Linked DNA regions of Homo sapiens: region 1 is linked to region 2. The links are chromatin contacts, found by Hi-C or POLR2A ChIA-PET in ENCODE. All regions are on one chromosome and are shown on one strand. Each heading gives the region's core, a stretch centred on a gene start or an enhancer-like site at or near the end of the contact. The rest is flanking DNA. Distances are from core to core; before and after follow the strand shown. Region 1 holds the start of TXLNG (taxilin gamma). Region 2 overlaps SYAP1 (synapse associated protein 1).

Evidence for each region. Hi-C counts contacts between places; a loop is a spot of excess contacts on that map. ChIA-PET counts read pairs that join two places held with the same protein, here RNA polymerase II (POLR2A). Pooled maps may share reads with other maps.
Region 1: a map of mammary epithelial cell shows a loop between it and region 2 (7-fold over the local background). The contact joins the promoter of TXLNG here to the enhancer-like site in region 2. A Hi-C loop is called at or near these places in 3 of 168 maps with a recorded cell type or tissue (HepG2, mammary epithelial cell and ovary) and 4 of 50 pooled maps. POLR2A ChIA-PET finds 5 or more read pairs at or near these places in 10 of 52 experiments (A549, AG04450, H1 and 7 more).

Annotation. Positions count from the first base shown.
Region 1 is chrX:16,784,648-16,788,501 of GRCh38, reverse strand. It overlaps TXLNG (taxilin gamma), which reads right to left and starts at 2,036. Exons shown (of 10, transcript NM_018360.3): 1 at 1,913-2,036. The coding sequence starts at 2,014. LOC124905250 (a long non-coding RNA gene) reads left to right here and starts at 2,236. Exons shown (of 2, transcript XR_007068398.1): 1 at 2,236-2,432; 2 at 2,539-2,842. RefSeq lists a silencer at 1,251-1,690 and enhancers at 1,737-2,469, 2,441-2,640.
Region 2 is chrX:16,742,130-16,746,057 of GRCh38, reverse strand. It overlaps SYAP1 (synapse associated protein 1), which reads right to left. Exons shown (of 9, transcript NM_032796.4): 5 at 2,218-2,357. Among named protein-coding and RNA genes, the nearest start is that of SYAP1, 24 kb to the right of the region's middle. Within about 2 kb of position 1,942, at least 2 of the 41 ENCODE cell types and tissues checked have a DNase peak (open chromatin) inside an H3K27ac peak, as active enhancers do; they include PC-3, where a contact is called at or near this core.

The DNA.
Region 1 (3,854 bases), core at 787-3,286, 42 kb before region 2:
AAAATTCAAAGATTAATATTTTACCATGTATTTGAATGCCGTCACTGTCAGTTAGAAATCAAAAAGAAAAAGATGCTCAGAAGAGCATAAGCAAAGAAGAATGGAGTATGAGGTACATAAACAAAAATGAGTAGACACACACATGACTATTCCTATCCAGCTGTTAACCAGAGCTCTGCACCTCAAAGGGTCATTACCTCCTATCTTGGTTATTTTAAATGCTAGTTGATTAAACCTCAGTTCCTAATTCAACGACTTTTTGTCCTTATCCCAGTGTCATAAAAGGGAACTTATATCCTCAATTGCAGTGGCTTTTTATCAGAGTCCTCCTCCCCTGGGGAACCTACGAAATCAAACACTGAGATTGGCACTCCACCCTTAGGGAATAAGTGAAGTGTCCAAAGTGATGGTGTTGAATCCCTTACAGGACATTGGTCCACAGCTTCTTTTTCAGTCCTGCAAGCACTGGATCTTTCTTTTAGAATACAAAGAGAGGGAGAGAAAGAAAGAGAGGTAATTGAGAAGTAGTAACACTGTCATGCAGAAACATGAAAATACCTGACCTTAGAAACAGGCCCCAAAAAGCTAATTCTTAACACTCTGCTCAGACGTAAACTGGACCTTTGTTCTCCCATTTGAAGTTTATGAATTGCATTAGAAAAATATTATTTCGTAATTTCATACAGGAGTTAAGAGTGTTCAAATACATAATTAAGTAATATTAAATAGCCCTCGGTGATCAAGCAAGATATCCAACAAGTCGAACGTTTCAGTATGTTCACCTGCAAGGAAAAAAAGAGATGGGGTTCCCACCTTCCCAGTCTCAGTCCCCGCAATTATCCATTCCAGGGCCCCGAAAACCCTGTACCCCGTTCGTTGTGCAATCTTTTTCAAACTCCACCCACTGAGCTCCAGAACAAGTGGAATTGTCCCGTTCTGAAAGAGGTCTCAATTTTCCTGTATCTAGGGAGGGACTGAAAACTCCTTGACGTGAGTCAAGTAAGGCAAGGGGAACAGTCCGGCCTGTTTCCCAGATTAAGAAAGACCCAAGGCCAGGGTCGGGAAGGCATTCAAGTTTCCACTCATCAAATTAAAAAAATAATAAATGAAAGAAAAAAAAGAGGGGAAAAAAGAGGAGGGTGGTAAATAGGACTGGGAGGACCAGCTATCATGCGATATCCCAACTCTGCAGGACCGAGGTCCTCCAGCATCGCCTCCCCATCCATCCCCGGCCCCACGTGCAGCCAAGCCCTCGGAGCCCCGGGGTCTAGGTCCCGGGGGCCGAGCGTCCCGCTCGCACCGGCCCTGCGACACTCACCCGCTCGCCTGCCCGCCCGCGCAGTGGCGGGGAGCGCAGGGGGGCGGGGGAAGGGGGGCCAAGCACACCCCGGCTCCCGCGCGGTTATCTTACTGCGCAACAGCCTAGCCTGAGCAGCCCGGGGGCACCCCGCAGCGCGCCCTGCGCACCTGCCCGACGCCAGGAGGGCGAGCCCACGACCCCAGCGAGCCCCCGGACGGCGGCGCTCAGCGCCGGGAGCACGGTGACGGCGGTGACTGGGAGAAGGAACGCCTGGCGCCCGGATCCCCGCGGTGCTGGCCGCACGTGGCTGTCACACCTGGCGCACCCCCGCCTCGCACCCCTTCTCCCTTAGAACCGCGTGCGCCCCCTGCCCTCCCTCCCGGCTTCCCCGCCGCGCGCCGCCAAACCCCAACCGTCGTCCCTTCCCACCCCATCCATCGCGGTCCCACCCCCCCCCACCTGCTCCCACTGTCGTCACCCCCGGGAGGGAAGAAGACCGGATGTTCGTCCCGTGGCTATAGGTAACCAGGGAGAGAGAAGAGGTGGACCCTGAAAAAGGGAGCCCAAACATCCCCCGGGCCCGACAACAACGAGGGCGTCCCCCTGACTGACCTTCTGCCGCGGGCTGCGTCGCCGTCCGCCCCGTCCGGCCTCAGTCGCCTCTTCGGCGCCGCCGCCTCTTCCCCGCGCTGCCTCCTCTACCCGCGTCGCCATGAGGTGACGGCAGCAGCCAAACAAGCGGCCCGACAAGGGGCACAGAATCTCGCAGGGCCTTTCGCCCCGCCCCCGAGCCCCCACGACCAATCGCCGCATGTGAGACTTCCCACGTGACCGGAGGAGGTTGGCCCCCGAGGGGACGGAGCGAGATGGGGATGGGGAGCATTGAATACTGGGCTGGGCTTCAGCAAGACCGAAGGGCAGATAGAGGCCGTGTGAGTCTGCGCGGATCGGGAATGGGACTCGGGAGTGGACTACAAGTCCCAGCAGGGCGTGCGGCCACAGCTCGCAGGCTCGGATCGGGATTGGGACATAAGGCGGCGTTCTGAAAAGGGGAGAGTGCTGCACCCAGTGTGCTTCGTGTGCATCCTAGTGGGACTTGCGGTTTCTGGGGGCGATGTCTGGCTATAGGAAGGTACTCGTTATGATCTTTCGCGGAAAGTTTAGAAATATCCCCGTGTTTGAGAAGGAGCACGATCGGCGACACATTCTTGTGTTTTTGTTTTTGTTGCCGTTCTTAGGAATTGGGCGCGAATGATTTGGGGATAAGGGAAAATACTTCACGACTTTCAAGACGGAAGGTGTATTGGCTCTTAGAATTTGAAGTTTCGTGCTCGGGCACCTGCCCCGAGCCCTGCCCCTCCACCAGAGTTGTTACCACGGTTTACTTGTCCCGAGCTCCCGCGGGATAGGTGCCGCATTCTATTCACCTTGGTTGAACCGCCCCGGCTTCTGCACACTTACTTGGCACTTCATTCATGTTGAATGTATCCTGCTTTCTCCCACCCCATTTACTCGTTTCATTACCTAAATTTTTTCAACAAACTCGGTTTGCTGAACCGAATTTTTTTTTTTATTGATATGATGTTGGGGGGGAGAGGGGAGATTTCCTCAGGAATATTCCCTATTTCCATCTGATGGAACCAGATCTCCAATGGCCGAGCTTCTGAAAGGCACAGACCATCATGAAATCCTGATATATTGTCTTAAATAATTCATTATGAGGCCGGGCGCGGTGGCTCACGCCTGTAATGCCAACACCTTGGGGGACCGAGGCGGGTGGATCACAAGGTCAGGAGTTCCAGACCAGCCTGGCCAACACAGTGAAACTCCGTCTCTACTAAAAATACAAAAATTAGCCGGGCATGGTGGTGGTGGTGGGCTTTTCTTTTTTCTTTGTTTTTGTTTTCCCAAGACGGAGTCTTGCTGTCACCCAAAGCTGGAGTGCAGTGGCACGATCTCAGCTCACTGCAACCTCCGCCTCCCAGGTTCAAGCAATTCTCCTGCCTCAGCCTCCCGAGTAGCTGGGATTGCAGGCACGTGCCACCACGCTGGGCTAATTTTTGTATTTTTAGTAGAGAGAGGGGTTTCACCATGTTGGCCAGGCTGGTCTTGAACTTCTGACCCCCTGATCTGCCCTCCTCGGCCTCCCAAAGTGCTGGGATTACAGGTGTGAGCAACCGCCCCCAGCCGGTGGTGGGCTTCTGTAATTCCAGCTATTTGGGATCTGAGACAGGAGAATCGCTTGAACCCGGGCAGCAGAGGTTGCAGTGAGCCAAGATCGTGCCATTGAACACTCCAGCCTGGGTGAGGAGAAACTCCATCACACACACACACACAAAAGTAAGTTATTCCTCAAAAAAAAATTTTTTTTTAGAGATGGGGCATTATGTTGCCCAGGCTGGTTTCAAATTTCATGATTTTCTATATTGTTTAAGTATGTATGGAATGAAAAAAATCAATAAAGTTATCTTTATTAAGGAAAGAGGCCGGCCACGGTGGCTCACGCCTGTAACCCCGGCACTTTGGGAGGCCGAGGCGGGCGGATCACCTGAGG
Region 2 (3,928 bases), core at 693-3,192:
GTTATTCTGAGTCTGGAAGAACACTTCCAGAGTGGTGTTTTCACAGACAGAAAACCTGTGCTGCTGTGTGAACCAAAAGGCTAGCAAATATTTGTTAAAACCGCTATGTGGCTGGGTAAGCATAGCAAAACAAACATGTGTTCATCTGTGCTCCCTCTGAAGATGCCAGGAAAGTAACAGAAAAGGAATTACATACATAAAAACACAAGGACAAAGAGAATGAGAGAGGAGAGGACAGTGGACGCTGTCAAGGGCAGTCAAGTGGAAAGCTGTCAAGTGGAAATGTCAAGGGCAGACAGTAATCTTTTTTTTTTTTTTTTGGAGACAGAGTCTCACTCTGTCGCCCAGGTTGGAGTGCAAATGGTACGATCTTGGTGCACTGCAACCTCTGTCTGCCGGGTTCAAGCAATTCTCCTGCCTCAGCCTCCCGAGTAGCTGAGATTACAGGCATGTGCCACCACACCAGGCTCTAATTTTTTGTATTTTTTTTTTTTAAGTAGAAACAGGGTTTCACTATTTGCCCAGGCTGGTCTCAGACAATCTGCCTGCCTTGGCCTCCCAAAGTCCTGGAATTACAGGCATGAGCAACTGCACCCGGCCTAGGCAAACAGTAGTCTACTTCGTTGACCAGAGAAAACTGTACTGAGTTGTCTGCAGCAAGGGTGGAAGCCCAGAGAGCCCCTGGGCCTCCCATCTTGCCCTGCCCTGCTCTGCCCATGTGGGGAGGGGAGCCAAGCTGCTCTACACTCAGGGACCGGTGGCACAGTTGAGACTGGGGGTGTGACATCAAGGTCAAGCCACAGGGGTCAAGGGATAGTCTGCCTATCAACTGGCTCTTCCCATTGTCCTGCCTGCAGCCAGGCAGGAGGCCGAGGAGTCCTCTGGGGATAAGCTACCTTCCCACAGCTACTGAGCCTCTCCAGGCCAAAAGGCTTGTCCCCACATTCAGCGGCCATGTACCCTTTCAGTATGGCACTGCTAATGCGAAGGGACAGGTAAGGAGAGTCTGCCACATAAACGACAGATCCCCAAACAAACAAAAGAGTCCCGAGGGAGGAAACAGCATAGAAAAAGGAGTCTGTCTTTTATTTGAGACAGGGTCTCACTCTGTTGCCCAGGCTGGAATGCCAGTGGCGTGATCATGGCTCACTGCAGCGTCGACCTCCCAGGCTCAGGTGTTCCTCCCGCCTCAGCTTCCTGAGTAGCTAGGACTAAAGGTGCGCACCACTACGCCCGGCTAATTCTTGATTTCTTTGTAAAGATGGTGGTCTTGCTATGTTGCCCAGGCTGGTCTCGAACTCGGCCTCACATGATCCTCCCGCCTCAGCTTCCTGAGTAGCTGGGACTAAAGGTGCACACCACCACGCCCGGCTAATTCTTGGTTTCTTTGTAAAGATGGTGGTCTTGCTATGTTGCCCAGGCTGGTCTCGAACTCAACCTCACGTGATCCTCCCACCTCAGCCTCCCAAAGTGTTGAGATTACAGGCATTGGCCACCGCACCCAGCTGAAAAAGGAGTCTTTTGAGAGAACTGTAACTAACGTACTCAGGGAACAGTAAGATACTGCACCCATATGACAAGGTTAAGAGAAAGGGAACAATGACAGAATAAGAAGGAACGCTGACTCCAAACATGCGACAGCTTCAATACAAGGGACTGGACTGGAGAAGGCACGGAAGAGCTTGAGACAGAACACCCAAGGGAAGCAGCAGCGGGGAAGGTGGCCCCTGTTGGCCGCACCACCAAGGCAGGCTTCCAGAATGCATCATGCATGCACTGGAGCCTACAGGACAAGCTGGGATTTGTGGAGCCCAGAAGAGCTGTTGGAGGAAAAGCCTTAGCAAAGAGAGCAGGAACACTGCCACTGGAGGGCAGAGCCTGAATGGAAAATGCAGTCAGCTTGGAAAAAAGATCCCGATGAGCCTCAGAGACCAGAATGTGATTCAGGGTGATGCAGCATGTTTGTGGTTTCTGTAGGGAAATGTGTTCTACCTTGTAACTGGGATAGAAAAGCACATTTCACCTCTACCCTGTATTTCCTGCCAAGTCAGACCTTGGTTTTGATTCCAGAGTGCCCTGACCAGGGGAGCTGCCAAAGGGCTGCGGGGCCTGCTTTTATGAACAGATAGAGACCCTTTTGGCCCCTTCCATCATTATGTGCTGATACTGAGCACATAATGGAGGCCATGAGGAAACGCTGGAGAACACTCTGCTTACAGTTTAGGAACGAGGGCAAATCTCATCTTGCTTAGCAGCTCATCCTCCTGGAGCATGACCAGGGCCACGGGGTACATCTGATCAAAGTCGAAATTAAATTGCACGCCAGCCGGAGGGTCACGAAGGAAATTCCTCTTGTCCTTTGATAAAAAAAGAAAAAAACACAGGGTATTCCACAAAATGCGATTAATAGATAACAATTTTTTTTTTTTTTTGAGACGGGTTGTCACCCAGGCTAGAGTGCAGTGGTGCAATCTCGGCTCACTGCAACCTCCACCTCCTGGATTCAAGCAATTCTCCTGCCTCAGTCTCCCGAGTAGCTGGGATTATAGGCACCCGCCACTGCGCCTGGCTAATTTTTGTATTTTTAGTAGAGATGGGGTTTCACTATCTTGGCCAGGCTGGTCTCAAACTCCTGACCTCGTGATCCACCTGCCTCGGCTTCCCAAAGTGCTGGGATTACAGGGGTGAGCCAATGCGCCCACTCTTTTTTTTTAATTTTATTTTTGTTTTGAGATGGAGTCTTGCTCTGTCGCCCAGGCTATAATGCAGTGGTGCAATCTCAGCTCACTGCAACCTCTGCCCCCTGGGTTCAAGCAATTCTCCTGCCTCAGCCTCCCGAGTAGCTGGGATTACAGGTGTGTGCTAGCACGCCTGGCTAATTTTTGTATTTTTACTAGAGATGGGGTTTCGCCATGTTGGCCAGGCTGGTCTCGAACTCCTGACCTCAAGTGATCCACCCACCTTGGCCTCCCAAAGTGCTGGGATTACAGGTGTGAGCCACTGCACCTGGCCTACTACATAACAATTTATCATAGACTGGGGAAATATTATATTCTTTCTTTATTTTGAGACAGTCTTGCTATGTTGACCAGCAGGAGTGCAGTGAGACTCTCAAAAAAAAAAAAAAAAAAAAAAAATAGAAGCGGACAGGGTGTAGTCGCTCATGGCTATAATCCAGCACTTTGGGAAGTTGGGCAAGAGGATCGCTTGAGGCCAGGAGTTCGAGACCAGCCTGGGAAACATAGTGAGAACCCATCTCTAAAAACAATTTTAAAAATTAGCTGGGCATGGTGGCTTACGCCTATCGTCCCAGATACTTGGAAGGCTAAGGCCGGAGGATCACTTGAGCCCAGTTCAAGGCTGCAGTGAGCCATAATTATGCCACTGTACTCTATCCTGGATGACCAATTGAGACTGTGTCTCTTAAAACAAAAACAAAACAAAACAAAACAAATTAAATTAAAAATTTTGGCAGCGCATGGTGGCTCACACCTGTAATCCCAGCACTTTGGGAGGCCAAGGCAGATGGACTGCTTGAGGTCAGGAGCTCGAGACCAGCCTGGCCAACATGGTGAAACCCTGTCTCTACTGAAAACACAAAAATTAGGCTGAGTGTGGTAGCTCACGCCTATAATCCCAGCACTTTGGGAGGCTGAGGTGAGGGTGGATCACGAGATCAGGAGTTCGAGACCAGTCTGGCCAACATGGTGAAACCCCGTCTCTACTCAAAATACAAAAATTAGCAGGGCGTGGTGGCGGGCACCTGTAATACCAGCTACTTGGGAGGCTGAGGCAAGAGAATCGCTTGAACCTGGGAGGAGAAGGTTGCAGTGAGCCGAGATCGTGCCACTGCGCTCCAGGCTGGGTGACAGAGCGAGACTTTGTCTCAAAAAAAAAAAAAAAAAAAAAAAAAACCACACAAAAATTA